Linked DNA regions of Homo sapiens: region 2 is linked to region 1. Evidence: read pairs that join two places in POLR2A ChIA-PET (ENCODE). Cell type or tissue: PC-3. All regions are shown on one strand. Each heading gives the region's core, and the rest is flanking DNA. Links, peaks and the distances in the headings are about the cores only. Region 1 has its middle 74 kb from the start of CDH2-AS1. Region 2 has its middle 13 kb from the start of CDH2.

Evidence for each region. ChIA-PET counts read pairs that join two places held together with the same protein. Peaks named below come from ENCODE experiments on the same cell type or tissue, not always from the same donor. Only the 100,000 strongest peaks of a DNase experiment are listed, where the experiment ranks them.
Region 2: POLR2A ChIA-PET joins it to region 1 with 5 read pairs; 2 of 35 experiments call an interaction of 5 or more read pairs at or near these places.

The regions. Positions count from the first base shown.
Region 1 is chr18:27,845,189-27,850,579 of GRCh38, reverse strand. No RefSeq gene overlaps it. Among named protein-coding and RNA genes, the nearest start is that of CDH2-AS1, 74 kb to the left of the region's middle. In PC-3, for the core only: no CTCF peak of the experiment used is centred there; a DNase peak (open chromatin) is centred at 2,949; H3K27ac peaks cover 1,203 bases.
Region 2 is chr18:28,186,980-28,192,370 of GRCh38, reverse strand. No RefSeq gene overlaps it. Among named protein-coding and RNA genes, the nearest start is that of CDH2, 13 kb to the right of the region's middle. In PC-3, for the core only: CTCF peaks have their summits at 2,769 (motif pointing right) and 4,340; a DNase peak (open chromatin) is centred at 2,800.

The DNA.
Region 1 (5,391 bases), core at 199-5,198:
AAGACATGAAGCTGCGGATTAAGGAAACCACACTCAAGGAGGGAAAAATGAAAGAAAAGAAGTGGGGGGCGGGGGTGGAGAGAGAGAGAGAGAGATTTTCACCTCAGACAATTGCGTTTTCAAGAAAAGGAAGATGATAAAATTGATCAAAGAGGAGAAAAAAAGTTTACCCACCAAGAGAACAGTTACATTGATATTATGCTTCTCAACAGTACAAATAAATGTGGAATGTTAATATTGATAATAATATAATAAAATCTGGGTTTGTTTTCTTTCCCTCTTTGTCTGTCTTAGAAGAAAATATTATTCCACAAGCATTTGTACTGTTGAGAAGCTTAAGAAACAAATCAACCTAGATTTATGTGTCTATCTAAACTATCCTTCAGGAAGAAAGGCAAATTAAGTCGTTTTTCAGACAAGCAAAGACTGAGAGTTTGTGACCAACACAAAGATGGATTAAAGACATAAAGGTAAAACCCAAAACTATAAAAACCCTGGAAGACAACCTAGGCAATACCATTCTGGACAAAAGAATGGGTAAAAATTTCATGAAAAAGATGCCAAAAGCAATTGCAACAAAAGCAAACATTGACAAACGGGATCTAATTAAACTAAAGAGGTGCTGCACAGCAAAAGAAACTATCAATAGAGTAAACGGACAACCTAGGCAAGAGTCTTCTAGTGATTCTCAAAGTGTGGTCCCCAGCAGCAGCAGCAGCACCTCTCAGGAATACGTAAGAAATGCATATCTTCAAGCCCACCCTGCACCAGACACTGTGGCGGGCCCAGCAAGCTGTGCTACGTCAAGCTCTCCAGGGCTTCTGATGCTGCTCCTGTTGGAGAACCATAGCTCTACACAAAATATATGAGGAAGAAGACAAATGGTTTCAGAGGGAAGGTCTGAGATGTAAAATGGGATCCTAAATTATTTAGTAAACTTTAGGTTAACCTAAACCAATGTTGACTGAGTAAAAAAATAATAATATCAAACTTAAGGATAAAAATAAGATATAGGTAAATTATTGAACAACACAAAAAGTAAGATATATTGGGTGTGATTAGAGTTAAAATGTCCCCTTCTTTAAGAAGGAGAGAAATTAGATAAAATATGGCCAGGTTGGGGGGCTCATGCCTGAAATGCCAGCACTTTGTGAGGCCAAGGTGGGAGAATTGCTTAAGCTCAGCAGTTTGGGATCTGCCTAGGCAGCACAGTGAGACCTTGTCTCTATTTAAAAAAAAAGAAAAAAAGAAACAAAAACAGATACAATTTTTCTGACTAATATACTAAGACTTAAAATTTTTCTACAATTCAATCTAAATGTTAGCAGTATTAATGATACCTATAATGTTTTATTTAAATATTTTACATTATATTTTTCTAATGCTTTCAAATGCATTACATGATTTAATCTTCACAACAATTCTGTTAAATGGGTAGCTGAAATATATTCTTTCTTTTAACAGATGAGAAAACTGGAGGATGTTATAACTTGGCCAAAATCATATGACTGGGGTGTGGCAGGGAGAGAATCACAATACCGAAGTCCTTTTGATGTGATTCTGGCTTTTTCCTTTACATTATCTCTTTTTATAATTAATGAAACTTTTATATGCAAACATTCTCAATTGGAGAATATAAATAACAGAGTGAATCAAGTTCATCTGCTTGGGACTATCAGACTGCGTGCTGGCTGGTGACTATTATGCCATAAGGTAAACCCTAGTCCCTGTCCCTGCAAATCATTGCAGAAAATAAACAGGTAATCCCCCTTTCACAGCCATCAGAGGCAATACGTGTATGTGTCTAAGACTGGCCATTACCAGAGCCGTTGGCCTTATATAGTACTGCAGAATTTTCTGTAACCTTTATCTACAAGTTTAAAGCTAAAAGATCATTTGATTTTAAAATTTATGAAGGGCTGAAACCCGATGAGTCATTTATGGGATTTCTTCTTATAATATTTGAAGGAATTTTCCAGTCGAAACAAATGCCAAGATGAATTTCTTGGCCTTCTGTAACACCTTTCATGTAAAGGTCTTCACATGCATGGCAGACAAGAGCGCTTTAGCTTCCTGACTGCCTCGGGACACAGGTTAAGTTCTCTCACATGTGGAAACTGTGGCTTAAGGAGATTAACATGCTGTGAATGCTGGTCCATCTTGGTTTCAAATCAGGAGAGCTCAGTGTCTTTTCCTTGGAACATAGATTTTTATTTTTACAGGGCTTTATAATTACATATTTTAGAGTGCTCAGTATAGTTTGAAGTGACTCAAATATGGAAACATTCATTACATCTTTTGGGAGATGATTTTGATCTTGTGGAGGGCTTTTTCTGTCTAACTGGTTTTTATATATTTTGACACAGTAAATCTCATTCCATCTAAAAGAGTTATTTTTCCCCTATGGGAAGGGACTTGATATTCTTTTAAGTCTCTGCTGAGTTTAATAACTTTTTGAGACATAAATGTATTCTGTTTTCTCAGTAAACACTGCAGAACACCTACTACGTGCTAATTTCTATGGTACACTGGGGTATACAGAGATCAGTAGACAGTTTTTCTGCACTGGAAAATAGGCATGACATTAAATTAGTGCATTGGTTGCAAATTAAAGTGTTTGCAGATAAGTAACTTGGGCTCAAAGTAGACTACGAAAAGACTTTTTCCAGTAGAGAGGGTCTGATACTATAAATTCCTTTATGCTTCTGCCACAGGAGAAGGGAGAGTTTATCTCATTGTTCTGGACCTTGCAAATGTAGTTTAGAGCAACGAAAATAAAATGACTCCAAGGCTGCTGGAGAATGGAGTAAAGACAAGAGCCCAAGATGCCAAACAACTTGAGTTGTCAGGAAGGCCTGTTACTGCTGGGTAAAGAAGGAAAAAACAGAAAGAAAAACCTTTGAAAGAAGAGCTAGATTAACATCTTTATGGCTCAGTCATAAACACTGACACACTGTTTGTCTAAGTCTGCGATATGTGTGTACAGCAGAGTTGGTGGAGCCAAACATTCGTTTATTCATTAAATATTTATTGTGGGCCAACTCTGTCTCATGAAGCTTATCTTTTCCTGAGAGGGTATAGGAAATAAATAATAATAAGATTAATTCAGATAGTAATCATAGATACAAAGGAAATAAAATAAACCGATGTGATAGAGATTTGAGGAGGTTTATTTTAGATAAAATAAGAGGCATCTTTAGCTGAGATCTACATAATAAGGAGCCAGGCATACAAGGTCCCAGGGAAGCAGTATTCCAGACAAAGGCAACAGTCTGTGGAAAGACTCTAAGCTGAGAGTTGACTTGATATCTTCAAGGAATAGGTAGAAGTATCACTGAAGTGGTGGGGATCAGGGTGAATGATGGGGGAAGTGATAAGAGATGGGATACCCTGATAATATACAAGCTAATAGGTTATAGTGAGGAGCTTGGATAATATTCTAAGTCTGGTGGAAAGTCATTGAAGTGTTTCAAGCAAGGGAATGACAGGGGATTTAAGTGACACGATTTGTTACAGAAAATATAATTCTGAAAGTCATATACAGAAGAACTGATTGTAAGGAGGCAAGCATAGAGGACAAGCAGAGAGACAATTAGGTGGCTGATGCAATATTTTAGGCAAGGGCTCATGGCATCTTGCATCTATGTTGTAGCAGTGGTGATGGACAGAAGTGGGCATATTTGGGTAGTGCCACTGATAGCTTGCTTATATCATATGCTGTGGTCTGAATGTGACCCCCAAGTTTGTGTGTTGAAAAGTTAATACCCAATGTAACAGTGTTGAGGCGGGGACCTTTTGGGAAGTGTTTAGGTCATGAGGGCTCTGCCCTCATGAATGAATTAATGCCACTTTGAAAAGGGCCTATAGGAGTGAGTTTGCTCTCTCTTGCCTTTCCTCCTTCCACTATGAGAGAACACAATAGGAAAGATCAGAGCAGATAGTGGGATCTTGATTTTGGACTTCCCAACCTCCAGAACTGTGAGAATAAATTCCTCTTCTTTATAAATTGCCCAGTCTGCCGTATTATAGCAGCAGAAATGAACTAAGACACTGTTTCTTTGTTTATGTTAGAAAAGGGTACAACTTACTCAAGTAAAAATACATTTTGGCTACTATTCTACAAAAAGAACCACTTTTTGGACTTCCTTGGATCCAAGTTAACTTTTTAATAGTCCAGATGGTCATCAGCCCTGGCTGCAACACAATCAAACCCACTCACTCACTACATGGCACCAGAGATGTTTACCCTAAATGTACCCTAGACCCTCAGTGAGGCAATCATGCTAGACTTAGAGTTGTATGGGTTAGGGGGTGTGTGGGAATCAAACTTCCCAAAATTCTGTTGGGATTGGGCATACCTGCTTGTACACATGTGTTTCAGCGAATTAATGTGTGTGTTCTCTTTTATGTGTGTGTACATGACGCTGTGTACCAATGTGAGATTATGGAGGAAGAAGCTTTGCTTTGCTGCTGTGTGATGTGGCCAGCAGACCACAAAGAAGTATGTACTTCCTCAGAAGCATGAGCTTATTCAGAGAAGGAATGGCTGCTCTAAGGAAATACTTATTGGGCTGAAATCTGAAGAATAAATAGGGTTTAGGTACATGTAAAGGGTTCAAATGTGGCCCCCAAGAAGATAAGTCTAAGTTCTAACTTTATGCAGGAAGAGTCTTTACAGATATACTTAAGTTAGGGATTTTGTGGAGATCACTCTAGATTAACAGGGTGAGCCTTTAGTCCAATGAGAATTGACCTTATAAGAATAGAAAATGTTGGCTGGGCATGGTGGCTCACGCCTGTAATCCCAGCACTTTGGGAGGCCGAGGTGGGTGGATCACGAGGTCAGGAGATCGAGACCATCCTGGCTAACATGGTGAAACCCTGTCTATACTAAAAATACAAAAAATTAGCCAGGTGTGGGGGCAGGCGCCTGTAGTCCCAGCTACTGGGGAGGCTGAGGCAGGAGAAAGGCATGAACCTGGGAGGCGGAGCTTGTAGTAAGCCGAGATTGTGCCACTGCACTCCAGCCTGGGCAACAGAGCAAGACTCCGTCTCAAAAAAAAAAAAAAAAAAAAAGAATAGGAAATGTCACAGAAAAGATGAACACAGGCACAAGAGGAGAGGAGCCATGTAGAGATGAATGCAGAGATGAGTTATGCAGCTACAAGTCAAGAAATGCCAAGCGGCCATCAGGAGCTGGAGGAGGCAAAGGACAGATTCTCCCCTGGAGCCATCAGAGAGGGCATGGCCCTGCAATCACCCTGAGTTCAGATTTCTGACCTCCAGAACCTGAGATTAAAAGTTTCTTTTATGAAACCACCATGTTTCTTGCAATTTGTTATGGTATCCCTAGGAAACTAATGGAGTGGGTGAGGGGGTTTGGGGAGATGA
Region 2 (5,391 bases), core at 156-5,155, 340 kb before region 1:
TTTCTAGGATGTTTGTATAGACAATTACCTTGGAGTAAAGAGATAATGTGTCCCTCTGAAGGAAAGAGCTGGTTTGCTTATAGTCCAGGAAGATGGAGAGAGTGTCTCCCTCCAAAGCAAAGGTCAGACATGCTTGCAGCCCAGCACAATGAAGATATCTCCTTCCAGGAAAAAAGGGAGGCATGCCTACTGCCTTTTATAAAAGAATCAGATGCCCTAAGTTTAGGATTCCTCTCTTGTAATGCATCCATTCTGTGTGTTGGTGTCATCTCGCCCTCTTCACCCATCCTGTGTGAATTGGGGTATGGGGAACTGACACAAAAATGATGATACTCTAGCTACTGCTATTACTGTGAATAATAAAATACATTGTCTCTGACAATGTATTGTTCATCTTCCATACAACCATGAAAGGTAACTTTTTAAGTAGGGTAAAATCTCAACCTGTCATAGTTCTTGACATAACCAGTAACTTCCTTCATGTAAAATATGCAAGAAGCATGAATGAAAATTGGTATCAGACCCAAAACAGTCAGTAATCCAAATAAACTGAAATCATACACCACATTAACTGACAACAATTGAATGTAAAATATAAAGTTTTCTGTCACTGGAAACAAGACTTTACCACCTGAGAATGAAAACAAACCTGTTAAAGTGACTATTGGACTAAGGAAGAGATAAAAATAAACAAAACCATCAAAGCAAAATTGCTGCATAAAAGTTAATTCATAAGTACAAATATTTTTCTATATGTTTTAAAGAATGCAAACATACTAAATTTTAGAAAAAGAAAGTAAGACCAACATGGATTAAAAGAAGAATTAGATAACAAAATTAGTTAATAGTAAATTGTTTAAATTACCAAGTATTTAAAAAAATAGAATAAAAGCAAATGTCTAATAACATTATTAGCAAATATGAAATAAAAATATGTGATAAATACAATTAACAATGCTTTTAGAAATAGATGAAATGACAAATTCTTCCAAGGATATCAATTTTTTAAAAATGCCAACTCATTTCCAAACGATTTTTTTATATAGTGCTAAGCTCTATTTGTAAGATTTCCTTTGTGATTTTAAACATTTATATTCATCAAGTAGGATTTATTTCAGGAATGCAGAAAGAATCAATATTATATAGTTTATTATTATAATACCTTAAATTATTAGGTTACTTAAGAAAACATGATCATAATTTTTGAAATAAAGCCATCAGATAAAATTCAACAGTCACAATTTTGGGAAATACCAGTGGGTACAGAATCAACATGATTAAATTATTATTAATAATCAAGTTATTAATAATTAAAACATTTATTATTGATAATTAAAATATTTATTCACAATTACTTAAAATCAATATGATTTTAAAAATTCCTAATGATAAAACCCATGAGACCCTACCATTAAGTCTAGAAAAAGCTATTGCTTTTTCTAAATAGCATTTAACGTTCTTTTTCTGTTGTTTTTTTTGAGATGAGTTCTCACTCTGTCACCCAAGCAGTGGCACAATCTCGGCTCAATGCAACCTCTGCTTCCTGGGTTCAAGCAATTCTTCTGCCTCACTCTCCCAAGTAGCTGGGATTGCAGGTGTGCACCGTGCTAATTTTTGTATTTTTAGTTGAAATGGGTTTTCACCATGTTGGCCAGGCTGGTCTCGATCTCCTGACCTCAAGTGATCCACCCACCTCAGCCTCCCAAAGTGCTGGGATTACAGGCTCAAGCCACCATGCCCAGCCTCTAACATTCTTACTAGAAGGTTTTAGCCAATGTTGTAAGACATACAGAACTAACAGATATAAATACAAGACGAAAAATAGTAACTCATTTAGAGAAATTGCAAAATGTCATCCTATGGAAAATGCATACAATTATTTTATTTTTTACAAGAGGAAGATACAAAAGCAGTAGCATACTCATATGCAGATACTATAGCAAATGTGAAAATAAAATTATGTAAAAAACTCTTAGGGGTTATAACAAAATATAACATTCCAAGGATAAATTTTTATAAAAACACATTTAAGATGAATAAAATTACAAATATGTTGGAGAGATAGAAAATACTTAGATGAGAAGACTCAATATGTTATTAATTATTATAGAATTAATTTGTAGTTTCATGCCATTTAAATAAAATCAAATGTCATTTGTGATAATTTAACAAAATAATGCTAAACTTTTCCTGGAAGAATAATCAGGTGAGAATTACAAAATTTTTTTAAAACCATATCAGTAAGAGGAAAAAGAGGAAGTAAGTGAAAGTCTTCTCATACAGTAAATGCATCATGAAGCTGTAACAATTAAAATAGCTTGGAAGTGATGCAAACACAGAAAGACTGATCCATGACAGAAAAAGATGTTCCAAAATAGAGACTTAGTACATGACCACATCACAAATCAATGGCTAAGGGGAGAAATATTCAATGATTTTCCTTGGGACTCTTTGCTAGTAATTAACGGTGGGGTTGGAGGCAGAATTGACATTTAATCTTCATTTCACATCTTTCATTATTAATAATCTGAGATTGACAGGTAGTGTGTGTAAGAATGAAACCTTTGTCAGAGTTTTAGGGAGTTTTTTTGGCACAGCATAATTTAGCTTATATGAACTGATAATCATATTCCAATAAGACTTTTCTAGTGAAATTTAACTTAATTCATAAAATAAAAGTACAGATTTCAAATATCTTTATTTTAGATAGGTAACAAAGGGCTTCAGTGTCTTATGGAACTAGGGTGCAAAATCCTGTCCTGCCAGTAGGTGTCATCATCAACATTATGCAGTGCACGCCTAATGCCTCTCTTAAGTCCTAGCAAATGCTTGGACTTAAGACATTATGAGTTGGGTGCCAAAGAAATGAAAAGAAATAAGATAAGCGTTCCCATTTGCTAGGAGTTGACTCCAAGTAATAATAATTATTTTAAAGTTAGGCCAGGTGCAGCGGCTCACGCTGTAATCCCAGCACTTTGGGAGGCCGAGGTGGGTGGATCATTTAAGGTCAGGAGTTTGCAACCAATCTGATCAACATGGTGAAACCCCGTCTCTACTGAAAATACAAAAACATTAGCCGAGCGTAGTGGCACATGCCTGTAGTCCCAGCTACTCGGGAGGCTGAGGCAGGAGAATCGTTTGAACCCGGGTGGCAGAGGTTGCAGTAAGCCGAGATTGCACCACTGCACTCCAGCCTGGGCGACAGAGCAAGACTCCGTCTCAAAAAATAAATAAAATAAAATAAAATAAAGTTGGCTTCCTGTTTTCTCAGGCATATAATTTTGAAATTTTGTGCATTGATTTCCTTTAATATGGAAAATTTTAAATTAAAATTTAATGTCAATATTTGATTGTCACACTGAACTTGATAAATGACACAAGATTATGGAAGCCATCATTAAATCAGTTAAGTAATTCATGCATAGCATTTCATGCTTGTACTATCTGTACAAACACCTATAACCCCTTAACAATAACTTCTATTATAAATAAGTAGGCGAACATTGTTTACTCTCCTCCAAACAGTGCTTTAGGGGCCAATGAAAACCCACCAAAAGATGGCGCATACTTGTCCTTCAGCCTTCTTTGCTCCAAACATATCCACACTTGTGCCAAAGGCTCGTCAAGTTGCCAGTCTGGGTCTGTTATAGCAAATAAAAAGCAATAATGGTAAAACAAAAATGAAAAAGTAACGGTGTGAATGTGTCTATAATAAACAGCTGTGAGAGTGGGGCGTGGTGACACGAGCCTGTAATCTCAGCTACTCAGGATGCCTGAGGCAGGAGAATCACTTGAACCTGGGAGGCGAAGGTTGCAGTGAGCCGAGATAGCGCCACTGCACTCCAGCCTCGGTGACAGAGCAAGACTGCGTCTCAAAAAAAAAATAAAAGAAAAGAAAGTACACTCTACCCTGTAGGCATATTTCAGAATACAAATATGCCCTTTACTTTACAAAATTAGATATAGCCCTTGGAAACATTTCCTGAAGACCACTGCCTTACACCAGTTAATATCAACCATTTCTCTCTGAAAGCAAAATAGCCAAGAAGGCTTTCCTTCTCAAATACATGTTTTTCTTTTAACCTGATGTGGTTGTCTGAGGGCCTATTGGTGTTCTGTGGTGATAGATGCCATAAAACATTTGTTTTTTGGACTAATTGGATGACTTTGGTTCCCAGAGCTGTCGGCTACACAATTTTTACAAGTGGTATGTTCAAGTGAAAGAAAATTTCTAAAATTAAAGTTCTACAGAACAGAAAAACTAGACAAGTCTTAAAGGTCTGAAGAGTTTGTTCTAAACTGTGAGCACCTCCTAATGGCTGGTTCAAAGAGCAGGATTCCACCATACTCCCTTTAAGATTAGACATTTAAACAAAGCATAGAAAAAGTCAACAGTTCATAACTGAATTTTTTTTGTTTCTTCCTCCCCTCTACTCCCTATTTTTTCTTTCCTTGCTTATTTTTAAGACATTGTAAGCTGACTCAAAATAAATAGACCTTTTAAAAACTGCACCAAGTAAAGAGAACTAAGAAATTATATTAGCTAAGGGTTTCAAATCAAAGGAGGACAAAGATGAAAACTGTTTAGTGAAGAAGATTGTGGTCAAAAGCAAATATTTCTAAATGAAAACAGAAGTTAAGAAAATAATAGCTAGGGATACAAAGTATTTGTATGTTCAAAACTTTTTATAAAGATTTAAGAATTTTATTTCTGGAAAAAATATTAATTATGATATTGGTTATTTAAACACATGTGGGGGCACATATGTATTTTATTACCTAGATGGTAAAGATGATTAAACTTGTATTTTTAAAATATTAGCTTTTAAAAACTAAAAAACAGCAAATATATTATTTTGCCTTTGGTAATAATCCAATTATGCTGTATTGATTATAGGAGATGCTGTCAGTAATCCAAACTGCAGAACTTAGAGGGTGCAAAGGGATCTCTTAGAGGTTTGCAATGTGCAAGGAACTGGATTGACTTTGTGATTCTTAGAAATAAACGAACAAAAACATGTTCTACCAGGGAACATCTTTAAGATTTTAGTCAGCATCTTGAATTAACTTTTCTAGGATCTTCTGAACCAAATGAAGGATTTTTTGTTTATTGAGATCTTAGGATGTTGCTTTTCTTCAAGGAGAAGATATATGAACTTAACATCTCTTCACTGCTAGCGTTTGCCGGACACACAGAGTTTAAGAATCTCATTGGATCCTTCATGTGTCCAAGCTCCAGCTCACTATAGTGCTCCTTCCCTTCCACACTGTTGGTGACCCCATCGTTTCTTTTCTCATGCACTCTGTAGTCTGTGCCATAGCTGTGCTAAAGCCAGCTTGTCCTCCATATGGCTAAGGGTGAAAGAAAAAGATAGGCAGTATTGGTCTTGT